Linked DNA regions of Homo sapiens: region 1 is linked to region 2. Evidence: chromatin loops called from intact Hi-C (ENCODE). Cell type or tissue: HepG2. All regions are shown on one strand.

Evidence for each region. A loop is a pair of places that touch in the nucleus more often than their neighbours do. Peaks named below come from ENCODE experiments on the same cell type or tissue, not always from the same donor. Only the 100,000 strongest peaks of a DNase experiment are listed, where the experiment ranks them.
Region 1: it touches region 2 in a loop (2.4-fold over the local background); 4 of 110 quality-filtered maps call a loop at or near these places.

The regions. Positions count from the first base shown.
Region 1 is chr1:62,731,774-62,736,773 of GRCh38, reverse strand. No RefSeq gene overlaps it. Among named protein-coding and RNA genes, the nearest start is that of DOCK7-DT, 46 kb to the right of the region's middle. In HepG2, no CTCF peak of the experiment used is centred here; a DNase peak (open chromatin) is centred at 2,513.
Region 2 is chr1:62,619,466-62,624,465 of GRCh38, reverse strand. It overlaps DOCK7 (dedicator of cytokinesis 7), which reads left to right. Exons shown (of 50, transcript NM_001367561.1): 13 at 4,473-4,566. Among named protein-coding and RNA genes, the nearest start is that of ANGPTL3, 24 kb to the right of the region's middle. RefSeq lists an enhancer at 1,180-1,680. In HepG2, no CTCF peak of the experiment used is centred here; a DNase peak (open chromatin) is centred at 2,345.

The sequences.
Region 1 (5,000 bases), 110 kb before region 2:
GTAATCCCAGCACTTTGGGAGGCCGAGGCAGGCAGATCACGAGGTCAGGAGATCGAGACCATCCTGGCTAACACGGTGAAACCCCGTCTCTACTAAAAATACAAAAAATTAGCTAGGCGTGGTGGCGGGTGCCTGTAGTCCCAGCTACTCGGGAGGCTGAGGCAGGAGAATGGCGTGAACACAGGACGCGGAGCTTGCAGTGAGCGGAGATCGTGCCACTGCACTCCAGCCTGGGTGACAGAGCGAGACTCCGTCTCAAAAAAAAAAAAAAATGGTTCTTTTACCCGTTAGAGTTCGCTCTTGTTCTTTTGGGCCCTCACATGTTTAATTCCATAATTTACTGCTTATCTGTACCATATTCATTCAAATATTAAGGTTACTTCTATCTTAGTGTATTTATATATTAATACTACGCTAGGCAAACATCTGACCCTTAATACAAACTATTGGTCAATGTGTTGAAGTTAGAAATTACTTCAAAGTAGTTTTTTTTTAAGTGTCACAAATTAGTATACCCAGAATTGAAGACACAAACGGGAATGGCTGCTCAGCTGATGATTCCCCTGTGGCTTTTTCTGCTAAGAGATTCCAGATCCCTGGCCACAAAAATAGGCAGGATCCAGCCTGGGTCACTTTAAGTTACTCACTTCCCTAGGTGCAATGATATGTCCAAGGGGTGGGCTTATGTTTCCTTTCTAGAAAGTTTTTAAACTGAAGCTGAGGAAAAGAAATTCCCTCTCTCCTAAAATGACTAAGCTTGAAAATGACTAAGCTTGAAAGAATTCAATTCCAAGTTGCTTTGGCTGTGTACTCTTCACTAATTCAGCTCATCTTAGACGTTTTGATTAACATCAGCGTGCAGAAAGATGCAGAGACACAGATATGTAAAGGGGGAGAGAGGGTGAGAGAGAGAGAAAGAAAGTAAGAGAGAGAGAGAGAGAGAGAGAGAGAGAGACAGAAACCATGAAATCTGGTAGCATTTATATTCCTGGATCCAGATGTCCCTGGAGCCAGCTCTACTTCTGATATTTCTGCAGTTTGATCACATGCTCCACAAAAGCAGGGATGCCAAGGGCCTAGCACATAAGAGGCCATCCAGAAATAATTGTTGAGATAGAGACTTCACTTTGGGCCATGATGGAGTGACAAGGGCCAGATTTACTCTCCCATCTGAAACAATTTTTAAAAATAGACCAAATACATGACACAATGGTTTTCAGACATTGGCTATCAGGAGGTGGAGGACAATGATCCCTAGAGAGAGAGCGAGTGATCACCCCACTTTCCTGCCTAGAGAGATTCCATATTATATTGCAAAGAGGAGGAGTCCAAGTGGAGCCTCACAGTCTGTGAGTTGAGGAAATGGACCTGGGAGAAGACTGCTGCATAGGAGAGCTCCAGAGATCTGTAGAGGGTCTCCCTTCCTTGTTTAGCTAAGTATCGATCAGTGTGTGTGTATGAGGAATGATCTGAGGTGAAAGCTCTAAAAAAGCCTTCAACATTCATAATAGTTTATTTTGGCCAGACCTGTGCTCTGATTTGGGAAGTAAATGTATCCATAGTTTCAAATGAATAAAAACTCTAATAGTTAAAAAAAAAAATCATTGAATAAATGCGAGTCAATCAAGTCTTTTTTCCTTAAGCCAGTTCCAGTTGGGTTTCTGTCATTTGCAACCAAAGAATCTTAATCAATATACCCTACAATTCCACTTCTCAGAGTTTATCTTCAGGGGCTAATGAAGGATTCCAGAGACTTTAGTTATAAGAATATTTATCATTTTAATTATAAGTATTTTAATTATAAAACTAAAAAATCAGAAACAAACCAGAAAATTTTTGTGCAAATTATGATAAATTTGTCTACTAAAATACTTAACATGACATTTTAGTGGCTTTTATTCTTTTTTCTTTTAACTTGTCTGTATTTTCTGTTATTCTACCACAAATTTCTTTCAACTCTTTTTATAAAAATGCCTGTCTCCTTAGTTGGCCTCTAAGTTTCTAGGTTCTTTCTTTTTCTTCTTTTCTTTTTCTTTTTTCTTTTTTTGAGACAGAGTTTTGCTCTTGTTGCCCAGGCTGAAGTGCAATGGCGCAATATAGGCTCACCACAACCTCCACCTCCTGGGTTCATGTGATTCTCCTGCCTCAGCCTCCCAAGTAGCTGGGATTACAGGCATCTGCCATCATGCCTGTCTAATTTTTTGTATTTTTAGTAAAGATAGGGTTTCTCCATGTTGGTCAGGCTGGTCTCAAACTCCCGACCTCAGGTGATCCGCCTGCCTCGACCTCCCAAAGTGCTGGGATTACAGGCCTGAGCCACTGCTCATGGCCAGTTCTTTCATTTTTTGAGTTTCTGTTTCTGATCTAAAGTTTACCACTGGTTTCCAATTTGTTTGTGAAGCAGAGAATATTGACACACTTTTAGTTGCTTGCATAATTCATTCCTTTCCTATAAGATTATAGACTCTTCCTATTTCCCCAGATCCTTTTAAAGGTCTCTAATCTTTGCAGTTTTGTTACATAACTGTTCATACTGCACACATACAGGCACAATAACAATCACTGAGTAGATGGTTAATCTTTCACTAATAGCCTAAGAAAGAAATGCTGTATTGTCAAAGGCATGTGTTCAATAAATTGGGGCCAGAGAATTTAAACTTTTATCAAAACACATTGAAGCAGCTCAGTTATTAAGCTCCGAGATGTTTCACATGTCTGGCTGACCTAATGCTTTGGCAAATACTGAAAGTGACCTATGTCCCTAGGGGGACACATGTTACGTGTAACAATTCAATGTCCCAGATTTTCCAAAAAAGACCTGATTTCTTTCTTTCTTTGTTTTTCCATAACAAAGGTCATTCTTTTATTGGATTTTGACTTTTATATCTCTGGAAGGCTTTTCCTGAAAATGAATTCATGTATTTAAATAAAAGATCTCTAAATAAATTAATGCAGGAACAGAAAACCAAATACTGCATATTCTCACTTATAAGTGGGAGCTAAACATTGAGTACACATGGACACAAAGAAGGGAACAACAGACACTGGGGCCTACCTGAGGGTGGAGATAAGAGGAGGGTAAGGATTAAAAAACTACATATCACATATTATGCTGATTATCTCAGTAACAAAATCATCTGTAAAACAAACCCCCATGACACACAATTTACTCGTGAAACAAACCTGCACAGGTACCCGCTTGGGCCCACACTAAAAGTTGGAAAGAAAATAAGTAAATAACATATTTTGCTAGATTACAAATCTCTCTCTCTCTTTTTTTTTTTTCTTTTTTTGAGACAGGGTCTCGTTCTGTCACCCAGGCTGGAGTGCAGTGGCATGATCTTGGCTCACTGCAATCTCTCCTTCCCGGGTTCAAGAGATTCTCGTGCCTCAGCTTCCCAAGTAGCTAGGATTACAGGCATGCACCACCATGCCCAGCTAATTTTTCTGCATTTTTAGTAGAGATGGGGTTTCACCATGTTGGCCAAGCTGGTCTCTCACTCCTGATCTCAAGCGATCCACCTGCCTCGTCCTCCCAAAGTGTTGGGATTACAGGCCTGAGCCACTGCACCTGGCCTCAATTTTTAATTTAGAAAAGATGATTACCAAAGCATCAGGGTTGGAACAATTCATCTTTAGGTAGGATAATGTGATATTACAGTAGGATCAAAAAGAGATATGAGTGTTGTGGATAATAAAAATCAAATTAAGGCCAGGTGCGGTGGCTCACGCCTATAATCCCAGCACTTTGGGAGGCCAAGGCAGGAGAATCACTTGTACCCGAGAGGTGGAGGTTGCAGTGAGCTGAGATCATGCCACTGCACCCCAGCCTGTTTCAAATATGAATAAATACTTAAATAAATAAATGGAGAAAAGTTAAGCTGTTCTGGTTAAGAGAATATGAAAAGCAGAAGCCCTTTATCCAAATTTGGTGGGTTACTCTTGCTTTTTTTCTGTTTATTAGAGGAAAATTAGAACAAGGAAAAAAGAGTAAACATCACTAAAAATTCCACTACCTAGAGAACTGCTAATGAAATATATTTTTTCAGACTCTAAAGAATGTCTTCTAACAAATTTGATCAGCAGAATGAAATCTTTTCCCCATCTTTCCATGGGGCTGGGAGAGTGAGATTCTGGGCCAAGATTCAAAGTGAAGAAAGAAAATGTTGTCATCAAATTCAGGAGGCAATGAAATGCGTGGCCAGAAAGAGGAGACAAAGGCCAGAAGCTACTGGAAAATGAATTTGATTGAACAGCCAGACTAGAGCAAACTCTGAGAGTGCTGGGTAATAGCTAAAACAGCAGGGCTGGAGGTCCTTTTGCTCGCTTTTTTATTGCCCAGCAACTGTAAGCTGTTGGTTCAATGGGAGTCATTTAAACAGTCAGGGTTGTTAAGAAAATAAAGCGTGGAATGTGGCCATTTTGTTAAACTTATGAGACTGCAGGTGTGAATTTTTGGTTAAAAGTTTTGACTGCTGTAAAAATGTTACTTCGAATATAATTTGAGTTGTAAGGGCAAAAGAAAGATAATCCTCCTATACATTTTGTCATTTAATTGGGATGATTTTTCAAGTTTCTGCAAATATGGTAATTGCAAATTTAAAGCACCGAGCATTTATTGATGAACAATATTCCCATTGAAAGAAATATAAGTGAGCAAAGTTGCAATACATTCTTTAAATTTTTTTTTCCTAGGAAAAGAGTATGAGGGTATTTGATACCCCCTGATTTCTCCTAATTTCTTATATCTCTAAGGCAAAAAAAAGGGAATATGACTTGCAAGAAATATTCTCAGGCCTGAGTAAATAGAGATTTTTCCACACCTGTTATTTTAAAACATTACTATTAGGCCGGGAGCGGTGGCTCACACCTGTAATCCCAGGCCAGCACTCTGGGAGGCCGAGGCAGGGGATCACTTGAGGTAAGGAGTTCGAGACCAGCCTGACCAACATGGTGAAACCCCGTCTCTACTAAAAATTCAAAAATTAGCCAGGCGTGGT
Region 2 (5,000 bases):
TTCTCTATCAAAGATATTTTACTCTTTGCAAACCTGTTCCCTTCACTTTTAACCATGAGTCAAATCTGTATTTTTCCAATGCCAGTCATGATTCTTAATGATAATGAAAATTAGCTTAGTAGATGACACCCAGGTTAAAAAAGAAAAGAAAACACGAGTAGAATAGAAAAAATAGTGCACTGCATGTAGTAAGGTTAAATATTGCTTTAGGGAGTCGTTCCCCCCCTCCCCCTTTTGTATGAGTGTACACATGTGTATATGTATATACTAGATTTTGATGTAAAATGGATTCTGTGTCATGAATCAAGATCAGAAAATTTTGAAAGTCTTTGTTGTAAGTGACTAGGTGACTAGAACCATATAAGAATGGGGAGAAAATTTGTATTAGCGTAACAAACTGGAGTAGTACATGTTTTGGAGTGGATTAAGGGAAAATGCTAGTAATTCCTTCAAAATTCCATTTTCTGAGATGTTATTCTGAGTAAGAAGAGGAAATCCTGGCTTACTGATATCTCATAACTTGAGAGGGCAAGAATTGAGGGTAGACCTCAATTGAATGGACCTTGAATAGACAGATAGCAATCTACTTGAAGTCCCCTTCACTGTTACATATCAGTAGTATTCATGGGCATCTGCTCTGAGAAACTCACAGGAAAAAAAGCCAGTGATAAATGTCTCAAATGGTATTGGTCTTTTTATTATGGACAGTAGTAAAAGAGAGTCTAGAGAAGACTGCACTTTCATAAAGTGATAGACCAGATATAGCTAGGAAATGGGGTAATAGATTTGCTACAGTGACACAACCTTGCAGGTATGTTACTTCCCCCTCTTTCTACTTCTTCAGCTGCTACACCACTTCTGTTGGTATTTCCACAGCTTTCTTTTCATTTCTTCAGCCTGCTGTTTATCAATAAATTGGTATTATAAGCATAAATCAATAAGCCATCTACCCCCTATCTATTTATCCAACCAGTATTTTTTGAGCATTCATCACCATGTTCTGGACACTGTTTTGAATACTGTTACTATAACTGGGAAGTAGCACAAAATGATTATGAAAACTTAAAAATAAATGATTGCTGGAAACATGGAGCAGTGGAAAATGTTTACAGTACAGAAACTGTTTAATATGGTTCTGTATTAAAAATTTTTAACCATGAGCATATACTATTTTTGTAACTATTTTTAAGTAGCTAGAAAATTATGCATCAGGCAAATGCAAATTAAGTTAAAAAAAGAGATTACCATTTTAATTAAGTAGAATTCAAGGCACAGATTTTTCCCTAAATGAGACACAGAAGGCAGTTTTTTCTTTTTCAGTTTATGAGCGATTACTGTCTACAGTAGGGATATAGTAATCATTAGTGTTTATGTACAGATTTAAAATGTGTTGGCCAGGCATGTCGGCTCATGCCTGTAATCCCAGCCCTTTAGGAGGCCAAGGCTGGGGGGTCGCTTGAGCCTAAGAGTTCAAGACCAGCCTGGGCAACATGGTGAGACCTTGTTTCTGGGTTTTTTGTTTTTGTTTTTGTTTTTGTTTTTGAGTCTTGCTCTCTCACCCAGGCTGGAGTGCAGTGGCACAGTCTCGGCTCACTGTAAGCTCCGCCTCCTGGGTTCATGCCATTCTCCTGTCTCAGCCTCCCGAGTAGCTGGGACTACAGGCGCCTGCCACCATGCCTGGCTAATTTTTTGTATTTTTAGTAGAGACAGGGTTTCACCGTGTTGGCCAAGATGGTCTCGATCTCCTAACCTTGTGATCCGTCCGTCTCAGCCTCCCAAAGTGCTGGGATTACAGGCGTGAGACGCCGTGCCTGGCCGACCTTGTTTCTATAAAAATAAAAAATATTAGCCGGCCATGTTGGTGTATACCTGTAGTCCCAGCTACTTGGGAGGCTGAGACGGGAGAATTGCTTGAGCCCAGGAGGTTGAGGCTGCAGTGAGCAATTATAATGCCACTGTATTCCAGCCTGGGTGACAAAGTGAGGCCTTGTCTCAAAATAAATAAATAAATAAAATGTGTGAAGTCAAAATTATTAGAAATACATAGATATTTAAAAAAAAAATCAAACCCACACAATAGTTTTGAAGACATTTGTTCTATTTGTTGACAGATATATGTTATCTATTTTTTTCAGTGGTACAGGACAGTAAACAACCAATGTAGAGGAAAGGGTATCAGCTAGACTACTCCAGTGAACTAGGCTCATTCACAAGTTTGGAGGTTGGCTGAGATCAGCTAATATAGGCTGACTTCTACTGGGAAGACAGAAATGACTCAGCTCTGTGACATGTCTCTCAAATTCTACTGTCATCTTCTAGCAGGCTAGCTTGGTCATGTGCTCATAGCTCTGACAAAAGTTCAAGAGAGAGAGCAAACTAAATTGTGCAAATGTTTTTCAAGCCTCTGTTTGCATCATGTTTGCTTATTGGCAAAGCAAGGCATGTGGCCAGGCCTAGGGAGGGAATTGTGCTTCACTCACCAAAAAGGCATGGAAACAGGGAGTAAAGAATGGAGACCAATAAGTACCGAAAGAGAAAATATAATTTAATGGGTGAAATAGAAATAATGAAGACTAGAAATAATCTGAATATATTATGAATAAGGACCATTTAAAAATTAATTTCATGTGTTGGCAACTTGGTCTCAAAAAATTTATATTATTTCTGTATGCACAAGAAAAGAATATACTTTTTCAACAACTGATAGAACATTTACAATAATTAGTTATATTGGGTCACTGAAGAAACCTTGTAAAGTCAGATTTTCTAACCATAACTCAATAAAACTAAAAGCTTTTTAAGTTATTAATAAAAAACTATAACCACTTAGAAATTAAGAATTATTTTTTCTAAATAGTGAGATAAAAGAAGATCAATTCTATATCCTTGTTTAGAATATAATGATGAAGAGCAAATGGGTTGTGGCTCAAGGTGAGTTGACAGTAATAAAGTAGCCTCAAATATATGCATTACCAAATAAGATAAAAGAACAATATATGAAATATGCATAAAACAATAAAATCTCAAAGCAGGAAGATTGGATTGATAAAATCTAAAGACTGACTCTTTAATAAAAGAAAAACTCTAGCTATTTTAATTGTAAGAAGAAAAAATATTAACATTAAATTGAACATTTGTGTTAATCGGCTATGGGTAATTTGTTTTGTGTTTTTCAAGGTCTCTTCATATTGGTTGAAGTCCTTTTGGAGTTTTCTTTCTGGCCTTAGTATGAGGACAGTTGTGATTTTCCTTAACAGTAGTTTCTTCCTCCTCCTATTCCTCCTCCCCCTCCCTCCCTCGTCTAAATCCTTCCTCCCTCTTCTTCCTCTCTCTTCCTCCTTTCTTCCTTCTTCTCCTCCTCACCTTAGCCAGTGCTGCAGATTTTGCATTGGAGAAATTTGTGATATAAAGTTGAAAACACAAATATGAACTAAAAAGTAATAAATTTATGAGACTCAAGTATTTTTATATTAGTTTGCTTTTTGATTCTGTTTTATGTCTGTGTTCTTATTTTTCTCTTCTCTTTTTCATCTATCTCTAACTTGTATTGGTTTTCTTTCCTTTTTTTTTTTTTTTTTTTTTGAGACGGAGTCTTTTTCTGTCATCCAGGCTGGAGTGCAGTGGTGCGAACTCAGCTCACTGCAAGCTCCGCCTCCCGAGTTCACGCCATTCTCCTGCCTCAGCCTCCCGAGTAGCTGGGACTGCAGGCGCCTGCCATCCCGCCCGGCTAATTTTTTTTTGTATTTTTTAGTAGAGACAGGGTTTCACTGTGTTGGCCAGGATGGTCTCGATCTCCTGACCTCATGGTCCGCCCGCCTCGGCCTCCCAAAGTGCTGGGATTACAGGCGTGAGCCACTGCACCCGGCCAGTAACTTGTATTGGTTTTCTATATTTGAGAGTATTTTGTAATACTTTATAGGCATAGATAATGGACTATAAATAAGAAAAAAGACAGTGGTATTATTAAATCTTAGTAAAATTTGAAAGCATAAAAAAGGAAATAAACTGGTATGATATTTATAATCATAATTTTAATTTAATTTTTTATTCTAACTACATTGTAGGCATAAGGGCATGCTTACTAACAAACTATAAATTTATTTTTCATCATATATATATCTTTATTTATTTATTTATTTATTTTTATTTTTGAGACAGAGTCTTGCTCCATCACCCCAGCTAGAGTGCAGTGATGTGATCTTGGCTCACTGCAACCTCCATCTCCCGTGATTCTCCTGCCTCAGCCTCCCATGTAGCTGGGACTACAGACACGTGCCACCATGCCTGGCTAATTTTTTTTGTATTTTTAGTAGAGACGGGGTTTCACCATGTTGGCCAGGCTGGTTTCAAACTCTTGACCTCATATGATCCGCCCGCCTCAGCCTCCCAAAGTGCTAGGATTACAGGCGTGAGCCACTGTGCCTGGCTATATTTGTTTTATCAAATACTTTTTCCTCTATTATTGAAATCAGGAAGGAGACCGCTTAAGTGATGAAGATCTCTACAAATTCCTTGCTGATATGAGAAGGCCATCTTCTGTCTTACGGCGACTAAGACCTATTACAGGTATTTAAAAATTTTGAGTAGAAATGGTTGCAACTATTATTATCACTACTATGTTGTATTGCTTATAATTATGTATCTTTTTTTTTTATTTATCTGGCCCAGACATTTTTCTATGCCCAATGCCTGTCAGTCTTCTTCACTTTATTAACTATCATGTGATCTGACAGTTTGGATGCAGGATTCAGCATCTTTGGTACTTTGAGTGCAGTAGTCCCCACTTACCTATTGTTTCTCTTTCCGTAGTTTCAGTTACCTGTAGTCAACCACGATGTGAAAATATTAAGATATTTGGAGAGAGGAACAGGGAGAAAGAGACCACATTCATGTAACATTTATTATAGTATATTGTTATAATTGCTCTGTTTTATTATGAGTTAGGGTTATTAATCTCTTACTTTGCCTAATTTATAAATTTAACTTTATTGTAGGCATGT